Regions from separate parts of the Homo sapiens genome. Here region 2 is linked to region 1. A link is an interaction called in ENCODE POLR2A ChIA-PET data of the cell type or tissue named here. Cell type or tissue: MCF 10A. All regions are shown on one strand. Links, peaks and the distances in the headings refer to the core of each region. The heading gives the core; the rest is flanking DNA. Region 1 overlaps PLXNA2 (plexin A2). Region 2 overlaps PLXNA2 (plexin A2).

The links. ChIA-PET counts read pairs that join two places held together with the same protein. Peaks named below come from ENCODE experiments on the same cell type or tissue, not always from the same donor. Only the 100,000 strongest peaks of a DNase experiment are listed, where the experiment ranks them.
Region 2: POLR2A ChIA-PET joins it to region 1 with 5 read pairs; 3 of 35 experiments call an interaction of 5 or more read pairs at or near these places.

The regions. Positions count from the first base shown.
Region 1 is chr1:208,018,865-208,024,239 of GRCh38, forward strand. It overlaps PLXNA2 (plexin A2), which reads right to left. Exons shown (of 32, transcript NM_025179.4): 32 at 3,378-5,375. Among named protein-coding and RNA genes, the nearest start is that of LINC02767, 63 kb to the left of the region's middle. In MCF 10A, for the core only: a CTCF peak has its summit at 3,106; a DNase peak (open chromatin) is centred at 3,147.
Region 2 is chr1:208,217,471-208,222,845 of GRCh38, forward strand. It overlaps PLXNA2 (plexin A2), which reads right to left. Exons shown (of 32, transcript NM_025179.4): 2 at 1-532. The coding sequence starts at 452. The region is part of intron 3 of LOC105372884 (a long non-coding RNA gene); the gene reads left to right. Among named protein-coding and RNA genes, the nearest start is that of PLXNA2, 24 kb to the right of the region's middle. RefSeq lists an enhancer at 2,194-2,488. In MCF 10A, for the core only: no CTCF peak of the experiment used is centred there; DNase peaks (open chromatin) are centred at 2,061, 2,371 and 3,641.

The DNA of each region.
Region 1 (5,375 bases), core at 280-5,279:
AAAATTAGCCGGGCGTGCTGGCGGGTGCCTGTAGTCCCAGCTACTCAGGAGGCTGAGGCAGGAGAATGGCGTGAACCCAGGAGGTGGAGCTTGCAGTGAGCCGAGATCACGCCACAGCACTCCAGCCTGGGTGACACAGCAAGACTCCATCTCAAAAAAAAAAAAAAAAAAAAGAAGGATGTATGGTTCATTCTCTCTCCTGCTCATTTACCTATTGTAATACTTAGTCCATTACATACATTACCTTATTTAACCCATATAAAAACCTTATTGGATGCATATTATTATCCTCATTTTATTGATTTGAAAATTGATGCACAGAGAGGTTATATAACTTGCCCCAGACCATACAGCTTGAGGATGGAATTCAACCCGAGGCAATCGGAATCCAAAGCTTATGCTCTTAGCAGGGGATACATGAAACCTAGCAATTAGAAAGGAGTAGGGGTGAGGAATCAAGATAAATGAGACAGAGACATAAAGCAAAGCCAGGAATAAGATGAATGCAATTACATGCAGTAGAAATTTCTGTGCATGTGCTTTGGTGGGCTGCTCATTTGGCTGCTGACAGGTGGAAGCCTCCTCTGTCTTTCAGCTCACTTGCTGAGCTGAGATGTTTGGCAGCTCGTGGTGTTGATATGATCAAGCGCAGACAATCAGCAGCACCCATCTCCCTAAATTCTCTTGAGTGTCTTATCATGCAGGTTTTACCCTCAAATTGAGGAAAATAGGTCTCTGAGAATTCTACTGACACAGTTTGGCAAAATTATTTTGCATTTGTGGTAAAAATGAGATAGAAATACCCCTAATAAAAGGGATGAATCTTTTTCTTATAGAATAATGATTTGGTATTGGCATTAGAGTGTAAACCCAGGGAAAGCTGCAACTTCAGGACTTAGCTTTTCCCTCCCTTTGTGTTCCTAATAGTACCTAGTCTAGTGTCATGCTCATAGCAAGTGAGGAAGAGATATCAATTGCATTGAACAAACATGACTATTGGTGAATGAGGAAGAGTGTCTCCATAGGATCTTCTTGTTACAAGAGGAAGGATCCATTTCTGGGGTGGACTTCCAAGTATTCAATGGTTCTAGAGCTAATGAAAGGTAGTGTGGAAAGTGCAGTGGAAAAAGCCTGTGCAATGTGAAGTCTGGAATCAGACCTCTGTGGCTCTACCACTTTGTAACTGTGCAGTCTTAAGTAAGTCCCTTAACCTCTCTGAATCTCAGACTAAAAAATGGAAAACTCTTATCATGTGAGCATGAGAAGCCTACAAGGGAGGATGTTCCAGAGCCTGGCATTTGGTAGGTGGTTCCCAAGTTCCATTCATTCCATCATCTGTTTATTCAGAACATACTCAAGGGGCATCTGCTGTGGGCCAGGGTCTGTGCTCTGTTCTGGGAATACGACAGTGAACAAGACAGACCACCTGGTAGCTTCCATCCTCTTCCTTTGCTTCCTTGCCAGAGGATGGTAGTTTCTGCAGCAGGTATTTAATAATAGGGATACCCTAAGTCCAAGTTGTTGAGGGGACAGATGGCGGTGGGGTGAGGGGAGCAGCAAGAAGATTGGAGAAAACTCAGGGAAGTAAGGATCCTGTACTGAGAAACGTCCTCCTCTGTCCAAATTTCCCTGTATCCCAGCCTCTTGTGAAGCCAGGAGCCCAGTCAGGCAGTGACAGAGGCAAGACTCATCTAACTGCTCTGTCCCACATTGGAGCTCACCAGGGCCATATTGTTGCTTTTACTGAGAAAAGACACATTTTTCACTGCTAGACACTCGAGTGCCTCCAGGGTTCTAGGTTTGCATTTCAGAGAGAAGAGGAGGATGGTTTAAAGTTAGTAAAAAGCTCTGGTGCACTCCCCAGGCCCAAGGGTGCACTCCCCAGGCCTGAGGCCCACTGTGTTGTTGAAAATGACACACTAATTACATGCAGACCTCAGCACTGCACTCTTCTCCTCTCCTCCTGACTCCTCATGGTGTTATGTTTGCATTTTTCTCACCCTCAGGACCAGCTTTTGCATCTCTCCATTCCATCTGGGAAGGGTGTGTGTGTGTACATGTGTGCGGTGTGGATGGGGGACCCACAAACACTGTGAACTCAGAGGCTGCTAAGTCGGGACTAACAATCTTCCCAATTATGATCTCTTTGAAGCTGTAAGCACACACTATGTTTACCAACATGCACTTGTTTACATGTTTTGTTTTACAAGTCCCAGGCCCCATTCTCCCTTGTGTGTTGGCTGTCCATGTTAGACTGGAGGCACTCTGAAGGCAGGGCCTGCACCTCATCCTTCAGGAGGCTCTACTCTTAGTGCCTGGTATAAGGTTGAAGACCCAGAACTCTCCTGGTCCCATTATCATGGAAATAGTGAGCAGCAGTTTGCTTGCATGCTCAGTTGAGATGTCAGATGGATACTTGAGTTATTCTCATCTATTTCTCTTACCAGAGAGAAGAAGTGTCACCCACACATGTTGGAACACCAGAACGTAAAATAGATGAAAGTACAGAGGAGGGGAGGAGGCATGACCTCCTAGGGTTAAGGGACCCCTAAGGATTAGGAGTCCTAAGATCAATTCCCTACCTCTCAGGCTTACTGTGGAATTGTGATGTTTCTGCTGCCTCTGGACTTTGTCTGCCCAGCTACTGTTCTCCCCTAGGCAGGGCCCGCCTTCTTGTCTTACCTGCACTGGATCTAAAAGCACACACTATCTGGCATCTTTCCCTTTATTTACCTTTAATCCTTTAACTGAAAATGACCAAAAAAAAGCAACCATAAAACCCCTTCTCAAGGCATGGTGAAACATTCCTTTTTAAGCAAGCCTATGCTTTTCACTACACTAAAAGGTTGATGAGGACAAGGATCATGTCTTTCTCACTTATTATGTTATCCCCCAGCACTTACCACAGTGCCAGGCCGTGCTTAATACGTTTTGTACAAGCACAAGAATGCACTTTGTATACATGAATGTACAAACACATGAAGAACATGTATTAAGCATGGAGGCAGAGGAGGATCTCATTCTTCTGAGACCTCCCTTCTCTCCTGGGAAGGGGTCCTAACTCATGGAGTACACTAGCTGCCTCCAGTTGGAGGAAAGCTGTATTCTGAGGTCTTGGGGCTAGGGGGCAGTGTTCACCTGCTGGTATAAGCCACGGTATCTCGTGTGTGTGTGTGTGTGTGTGTGTGTGTGTGTGTGTGTGTGTGTGTGTGTGTGTGTGTGTTATGTTGATGATGATGACTGGTACATTAATAAGCTCTGGCTCCAGAGAGAATTCTAAAACTCCCTCAAAACAACTTAGCTCATATTTCCATGAGTACCATTCTTAAATATGCCCTTAAAATGTTATTCTGCATATATGCTGCTGAACAATCGGGTTTATTTAAAGATTTAAGGTTTTTTTAATTCAGTAAACTTTATTTATATATAACAACAGTACAAATTGTGTCCTCAGCTTGCAAAATAGGAGTGTTTCATATTTACAATAGGTACACAATAATATATTAGAATAACAAAAAACCCCACTTTATTGGAACATTTTAAATACTTAATTTTCTTACAGTTTTTATTCCACAACACCTGTAAAAACAACAAAACCAGACAACCATCATTGTATTTTCTTAAAAATATATATAATACAGATTCCAGTGTGTCAAGAGGAGTGGGTTTGAGCAGGAAAAGTTGTGGGGAAAGGCAGGTGGGCTCCGGCCCCTAGTCTCATGGGATAGAGAGCTTGTCCCTTCTGCCCTTACACACGCAAGAATATCTGTTCTGTTTGGGGGGAGTATTTCCATTCTGCCTGCCACCTTCCATGCCAAGATGAAGGCCAAATAAGTCAAAGTGAGGACTTTGAAATGCAGAAGATGTTTCCTACCTTCCTTGAGGCCAGGGTAGGAGGGAGCAGGCTGCACTGCAGCAGAAAGAAGACAGCTCAGGCTGAAGGGAGAGCTTCTCTGCTGTGAGAAGAATGAGATGTGGGTGTCCACGAGAGGCTGAGGAATCTCCAGTTTGCTTATTGGGTGGAGGCCCTGTATGCCAAGCAGTGGCTGTGATCGTGTCTCAGGACTTTCCCTAGCACTAGTTAGAAAATACCAAGAGTGAAACTTTATCCCTCATTCATGGGGATCACTGAGCTCCAGATACTAAAACGTCACACTTCAGGGAAACTAGGGAAGAGAGACTGAGTTATGGAAAGGATGCTACCATTTTTCTCAAAGCATGTTCCTGAGACAAGGCGTCGGAAGGCCCTGAAGTTCATCTCCCAAGTTCCCCGTCGATCTGCTCCCACAGCCCTGTGTCTGTGAAGCCACTTTGCATTTTCTCACCCACTGAGCCTCCTGAGTCTCAATTCTTTTCTCTCTGTGCCCAGGCCCCAGGAGTCTCATGCAAGACACAGCGTGGCTGGGAAAAAAAGACGGCCTCTCCTGGAGCAGCTGCTGGATCAGTATTTACCAGGAGCAGGTTAATGGGGGCAGGCGTGGCAACCGGGATGCACCTGGAGATTTATCAGCCAGAAGCTTTCAAATGCTCCCTATTTGTTCTGCCCAGGCCATTCTTCGTCCAGCACTCATCCATTGCTTCTGTTTCACGCTCAGCAGGGCCAGGGGTCTTGACTGCTATTTCCTGTCCTCATTTGGTGGAACTGAAGGAAGGTCAGAAGCTCAAGCAGCAGGTGAAGTGCAGCCAGAAGAGATGGTGGCAGTAGAAACAAGAGCAGCTCTCATCGCTGGGGGAATGGCCCCAGAATAAGGTAAGGCAGCTGGGTTGGTCTGCTTTCTTCCTTTGCTGGACCACTTTTCCTACAAAACTGGTACCCTGTGCCACTAGGGGAGGAGAACTGTTGCCTGCTAAGTTGGTGGCAGGAACCAGCTTCCTGAAGGATATAAATTCGCTGGAAGAAAGACCTTGGTTTTGTTCCGTGCTGTTTTCCCATCTCTAGAGCAGTGGCTGGCAGACAGTGGCTACTCAAGAAGGTTCCCAGATGAATGAATGCAGGAAACAGTTCCCTCCTCCAATGAGATTAACAGCTGATCCATGCTTTTAATGACTGAACTCTGTAAAGAGGGGAACCCTCTGCCAATGGGGGATCAAAATGGTTTTGAGAGCCCTGCTGTGGAGAGAGGTAGGACAGCAAGCACAGAAGCACCTGACCCCATGCAGAGGACGGGAGGCAGCAGCAGGGGCCAGCTGGAGGGAGTGCTCTCCATTGCCCATTAGCATCCTCTGTCTTGCCAAGCACCCTTCTGGGGTCCTCTTCCTTTTCCAGAGCATTGTCTCTTGTGCAGATCAATGAAACGAAGCGAAGCTGGATAGACTTTGGAGAGAGACTTCCCTCTCTGCCTCCCCCAAGATGAATGGCTTCTTGTGGAGAGGAG
Region 2 (5,375 bases), core at 177-5,176, 200 kb after region 1:
GGCTCCACCAGGATGAAGAGGTCATCCAGCCGCAGCAGCTTGCAGACCCCCTGGTAGAGGCTCCCACAGGCCAGCAGGCGGTTCTCAGAGTAGTCAATGATGAGCAGCTTGTTGACATTGTTGGTGAGGGTGAGCACTTCGCTGCAGGGCTGCACGATGAGGGGCGGGTAACAAGACTTGTTGTCCTCTTCTGGCCCTGTCTTATGAGCCACCTGGATGGTCAGGTTGCCTGTCAGCTTATAGACCCGGTTGATGGCCCCCACATAGACGGCCCCCGTCCCTTGGTGGACGGTCAAGTGGTTGAAGGTCCAGTCACGATTCTCAGAGTGGAAGGTGCTGAACTGAGGCATGCCGGCTGCTGGGGGGGCCAGCAGCACCCAGACCACTGAGAGCAGGACCACAGAGCGGCTGTCCACCTCCAGGGCCCGGGGCCAGGGCCGCCTCTGTTCCATGCTGAGAGGGGCGGCGGTGAGGAGACGGCTCCTGTGTGTGCTCATCTGCTCCACCTTCCCCGGTTGGCCCTCACATGATTCTGCAAAACACAAGGCAGAGTGGTCAGACCAAAAATAATTTCCGGGAGGAGCAAAGAGGCTGGCCTGACCCAGGGTCCCCATCCTGGTTTAGCTCTGTGAGTCTCCTCCTTCTGCATTTTGGTTTTTCTATTTTTAACATACTTTCTCCCTCTTAGGAATGTTCAGGGAATCCTGTTATCTATTTTGGTCTCTAGCCTTTATGCTATAAAATACTTGCTTTTTTTAAAATTTTATTTTACAAAGCATCTCTATTTCTGGCCCCTTAAGCCATCGTTTTCATCTCCCAGAGAGGTTAAAAGGCTGTTGAAGTTCACCCAGCCAGTCAATTTGATATTAGGACTAAACCCAGTCTTCCCTATCCTACCGGCACGTCTTATCCCAGCCCAGTGGAAGTCGCTCCTGTTTTTTGAAAGCTTGTTAGGCAGGCCCTCCCCCAGGCTCTCCAGGTCAACTGCTCCCAGAGTCTGATATTGCACACAAAATTCCTTCCTATTTTAGACTTCCATCACCTCACTCCGCTGCATCTCTTCACTTTCTCATGCTCTGTTATCCACAGAGAGGCAAGGAGCTGGTCACCCTGAGTGAGAGTGCCCTGCTCTGCCCTCAGCCCTTTCTTCTCCAGCAAGAAGAACCCCTGATCACTAGCTGTTAGAACAGCTGTTAGAACTTGTTAGGAAAGGGAAAAATGTTGTAGCCAACAAGACTGGGATTCCCACATGTGCCATTCCGGAGCCGGAAAAGCCCTCGGGAGACAGGCAGATCTCTTGAGATTCCCCCATCCTTCTCAAGGTGGACGCCCAGCTGCTGCCAGGTAGCCAGGTCCTCGGGAAATTGCTTCAACCTCTGCCTCTCTGCAGGCAGAGCACATGGGAAGCCAGGACACACAGAGAACCAGTCTCCTTGCTAGGGGTTACTGGCTGGCTGAGTCCAGCTTCAGCCACCTGGGGCAGGGGTACCAGATTTGGGAGAATGTGGGGAGCAGCAAAGGGTGGTGAGGTGAGATTCAGTCTCATTTCAGGCACTGCTGGGGCCTCCTGACTGTTTCAGCATCCATGAAATCACCAGCGGGCCTCAGTGGGCCATGCTCGAAGCCCAGTCTCTAGCCCTGACTCCTTTACTCTTCCCCCTGCCTCCTGACTCCCAGGCTTTAAGGCTCCTCCACTTCCAGAGCCTTGGTGCTTATTCTTCCCTGTTCCAAGGAAGCTGCCCAGAGGGGCAAGGTGGGGCTCCTGAGGACAGCCTGTAGCCAGGGGCAGTCTGGGCCAGGGGCAGGAAGTCAGAGAGCAGAGCCTGGAGGTCAGAGAGCAGGACCTGGAGGTCAGAGAGCAGGGCCTGTTCCATCACTATCATGGTACTGTCCTGACTTATGGAGAGGGACAGTGGGAAGTGACTGCGGCACCAGGAGAAGGCAGCGAGCTGTCCGGCAGAGAAAGCTTTTCTCAGCTGGAAGATCATCCAGCAACCTTCTCAGGCAAGTCCAGACAGAACTCTGGGCACATAAGGTGGCAGGGATGGAAACACCCGAAGGATGGAGAGTTTGCTCCAAGGCAGCTTAGGAGAGGCCTTTCTCCCTCAACTCCCCATTCTGGCTGGATTGGGTTATAATTAGAACAGACACCACTTAGAGAATCCCCTAGAGTTTCTTTAGGAACGACCCTTCCTCTTGTTCAGTTCTGCATCCTCGGCCTGGCAGCCACCGTGGTGCCACAGTAGGTCCCACCTAACTCCCTCCTCCAACCCGACTCCCCCAGGGTGTTCGGGGTGACTCATGAGGCCCTGGGCTTCCTTGGAAAGAGGAAGGCAACACCGGCATGAGACTCAGGCTGACCTCAGCTACTCCGACACAGCCCTTCCGGCCCCAGGCGCACACCGGCAAAGCCTCCCAACAGACAGGGCTTTCAGTTTGGAAACCAGAGGTTATTTTTAGCTATGTCCTGAGGCCGGTAGCAGGACGTGAATTCCTGAAGAGGAGCTGTGGAAAGGAAATAACAGAATCCTTAAATTCTCCAGCTGGATGGGGAATTGCAAGAGGCCATTCTCTGCCCCTGTCGCTGGGAAGAAAATCTCCTTGGGTTCCAGGTGGAGAGTGGTTCCTCCTTGAGGAGCCGCGAGGGGAGGAAGGGGGTTCTGGTAGCAGAGATAACATGGAAGGACTTAGTATGCGGTTAAGATCAGCCACCTCACCTCCCTGCTTGGTATCCTCCCAAGACACAGTTTGAATAGTGAGTGGCTTTTGTTGTTGTTAGACAGAATCTGGGAACAAATTTGGGATTTGAGGCAAGTCAAGTCTCATGTCCCTTTCTGGTAGAATGGGAATAACTACAGTATGTACCTTTCAAGTTGTCATGACAGTAAATGAGACAATATAGAGACCAACCTCTTAGCATGGTTGCAGGCACACAGTGAGCACTTAACTTATGTTAGTTTTTGTTATTATTATTATTATTGAGACAGAGTCTTGCTCTGTCGCCCAGGCTGGAGTGCAGTGGTATGATCTCAGCTCATTGAGACCTCCGCCTCCCTGGTTCAAGCGATTCTGCTGCCTCAGCCTCCACAGTAGATGGGACTACAGGCACGTGCCACCACACCCGCCTAATTTTTTTTTTTTTTTTGTATTTTTAGTAAAGACAGGGTTTCACCATGTTGGTCACACTGCTCTCAATCTCCTGACCTCGTGATCCACCTGCCTTGGCCTCCCAAAGTGCTGGGATTACAGGCGTGAGCCACTGCACCTGGCCTGTTATTGTCTTTGAAGACTCCACAGGAGATGGCACTTCTGAAATCCTGCCACAGCTCTTGACTTCTCTTTTTGCTTATATTCTTCCTTTCCCACCCACAATGAGATGAACACTGTGGGTGTGCCTTTGATCCCTAGGCCTCCCCGACCCAGTGACAGAGCTCAGTCTGGGAAGCATGTGGCAAGGGGAAAGAAATAGATCCAAGGTGATCTTCTTTGTCATACTACTGCACAAGTCCCAATATAGCCTCTCCGCAGACTGCAGGAAGGCTGGTGGAAACACAGGATCCTGAGAGTTAGACTGAGAATGAGAAACGTCCTGATGTCTAGAAGGCATGAGGTCACAGGGCAGGAAGAAAGGTGGGAGACTCAGGAACCCTGGGTTCACATTCTGCCTGTGTGACTCATGAATTATAGTGTCACTCACTTTAGACCAGTCTGGCATTTCCATGAGCCTATTTCTTGATCTTAAAACAAAAGGTATTTGAATTAGTCAACCTATAAGATTTCCTTTTTCAGATAAAATGCTACCTCGAAGCTTAGTTCCTTCAGTTCCTGGAGTCTGTGATTCCAATAGCAGCTGAGGTTTTTTGCTCCAACCTGGAGAGGCTGATTAGGTCAGGAGCTTTTTTCTTTTTCTGTTTTTTTTTTTTTTTTTTTTTTTTTTCAGGCCAGTAGTTCTAAACAGACCACTCCAGCTGGGCTGTTTTCCTCTCACCCTCATGCAGCATTTGCTTTGGGACAGGCCACTCCTGATAACCAGCCAAGTGAATTCATCTCACAGGACTCAGGGACTGCCCGCCTGGGAGCAGCTGTCATTGGACACTGGAGTCAAGAGGAGGCACAGTCTCCTGCAGTGAGGGGAGGTTTGCACCCCACCTTGGGAGTGTGGCCTTCATGAAGACAGCTGACTTCAAGGGCACGTTGAGAGCCTTCATCTTTCTATGCCAAATTGATGTGACTAAGTGGCTGTTCCAAGCAGAGCCCAGTGGGCAAAGATCAGGACTCCTATCCACATTCTGAGTAAGGGAGGATGGAGCCCACCTTTGTGCCTCTGGTGAGAGGCAGTGCGATATAACAATTAAATGCATGAGCTCTGAACTTAGGTGCCTGGACGCAAATGGAGCCTATAGCTGTGTACACTTGGTCAAGGTACTTAGCCATTCTATGATGTTATCTAACTATCTATATAAAATAGGTTTAGTACTAGTAGCTACGTCATAGGATTATTACAATGAAATCAGTTAATACATATAAAAGCACTTAGAACAGTTCATGGCCATCTTAAGTGTTTAAGATACATTAGCCTTTGTTATTAGCAATTTATTTGTCATTATTTCCAGCTCCTCACCTCCATCCATCCCATCATCTGTCTTAGAATGAATTTCCCATCCTCAGTTTGGTAGACACTGGTAAACAAACATGCATTTGACTTTGCATACCCAGTGTGACTTCCTCCTATCCCCAATTTTCTGCTAGTGTCAACCTCAGGAGTTTTCTCTTAATAATGATGCTTTCTTCTTTCTGTCACATCCCTCTCTGTTTAGTGCATGAAGTCACTTGTCACATGCATTCTCAAGAGCCAAAACTTGCCTAGTCTCTGTTCTACCAGTTTCCCTCTCTCCTACTCCAAGTCTCAAACCAGGTATGCTGCTCCAGGACTCTCGCCTGAACAAGAGAGTCTCCCAGCACATGTAACTCGGAGCGTTCCTGATGCCAAGGAGAGGCCACGCTTGCCTCTTTGGGAAGCAAGTGCCACTAAATATTTTATGTGGAGGGCCCGATGACACCATCTCCCCGATCAGGATTCAGGAGGCAGGTGTTAGTGACAGCTAGTGAAGGCATCTGATACCTTCCTGATCAGCTGCTGCGGGCGTCAGTGGCAAAGCAGGGAAGAAATGACAATCAGGCGTTTCCAGTTCAGCTCAGTAGAGGATTGTCTCCTCCCTGCTACCCTCTCCTATTGCCCTTTTCAGGAGATCTGGGTGCACATGCCTCTACGTTTCCACTTGGCTTTCCCTTATAGCAAAAGGAGCTGGTGGAAAGAGAATTTAGATTTGAAATACGATTTTGCCAAATTGAGTCAAAGTTCCTGTTAGTAGCTC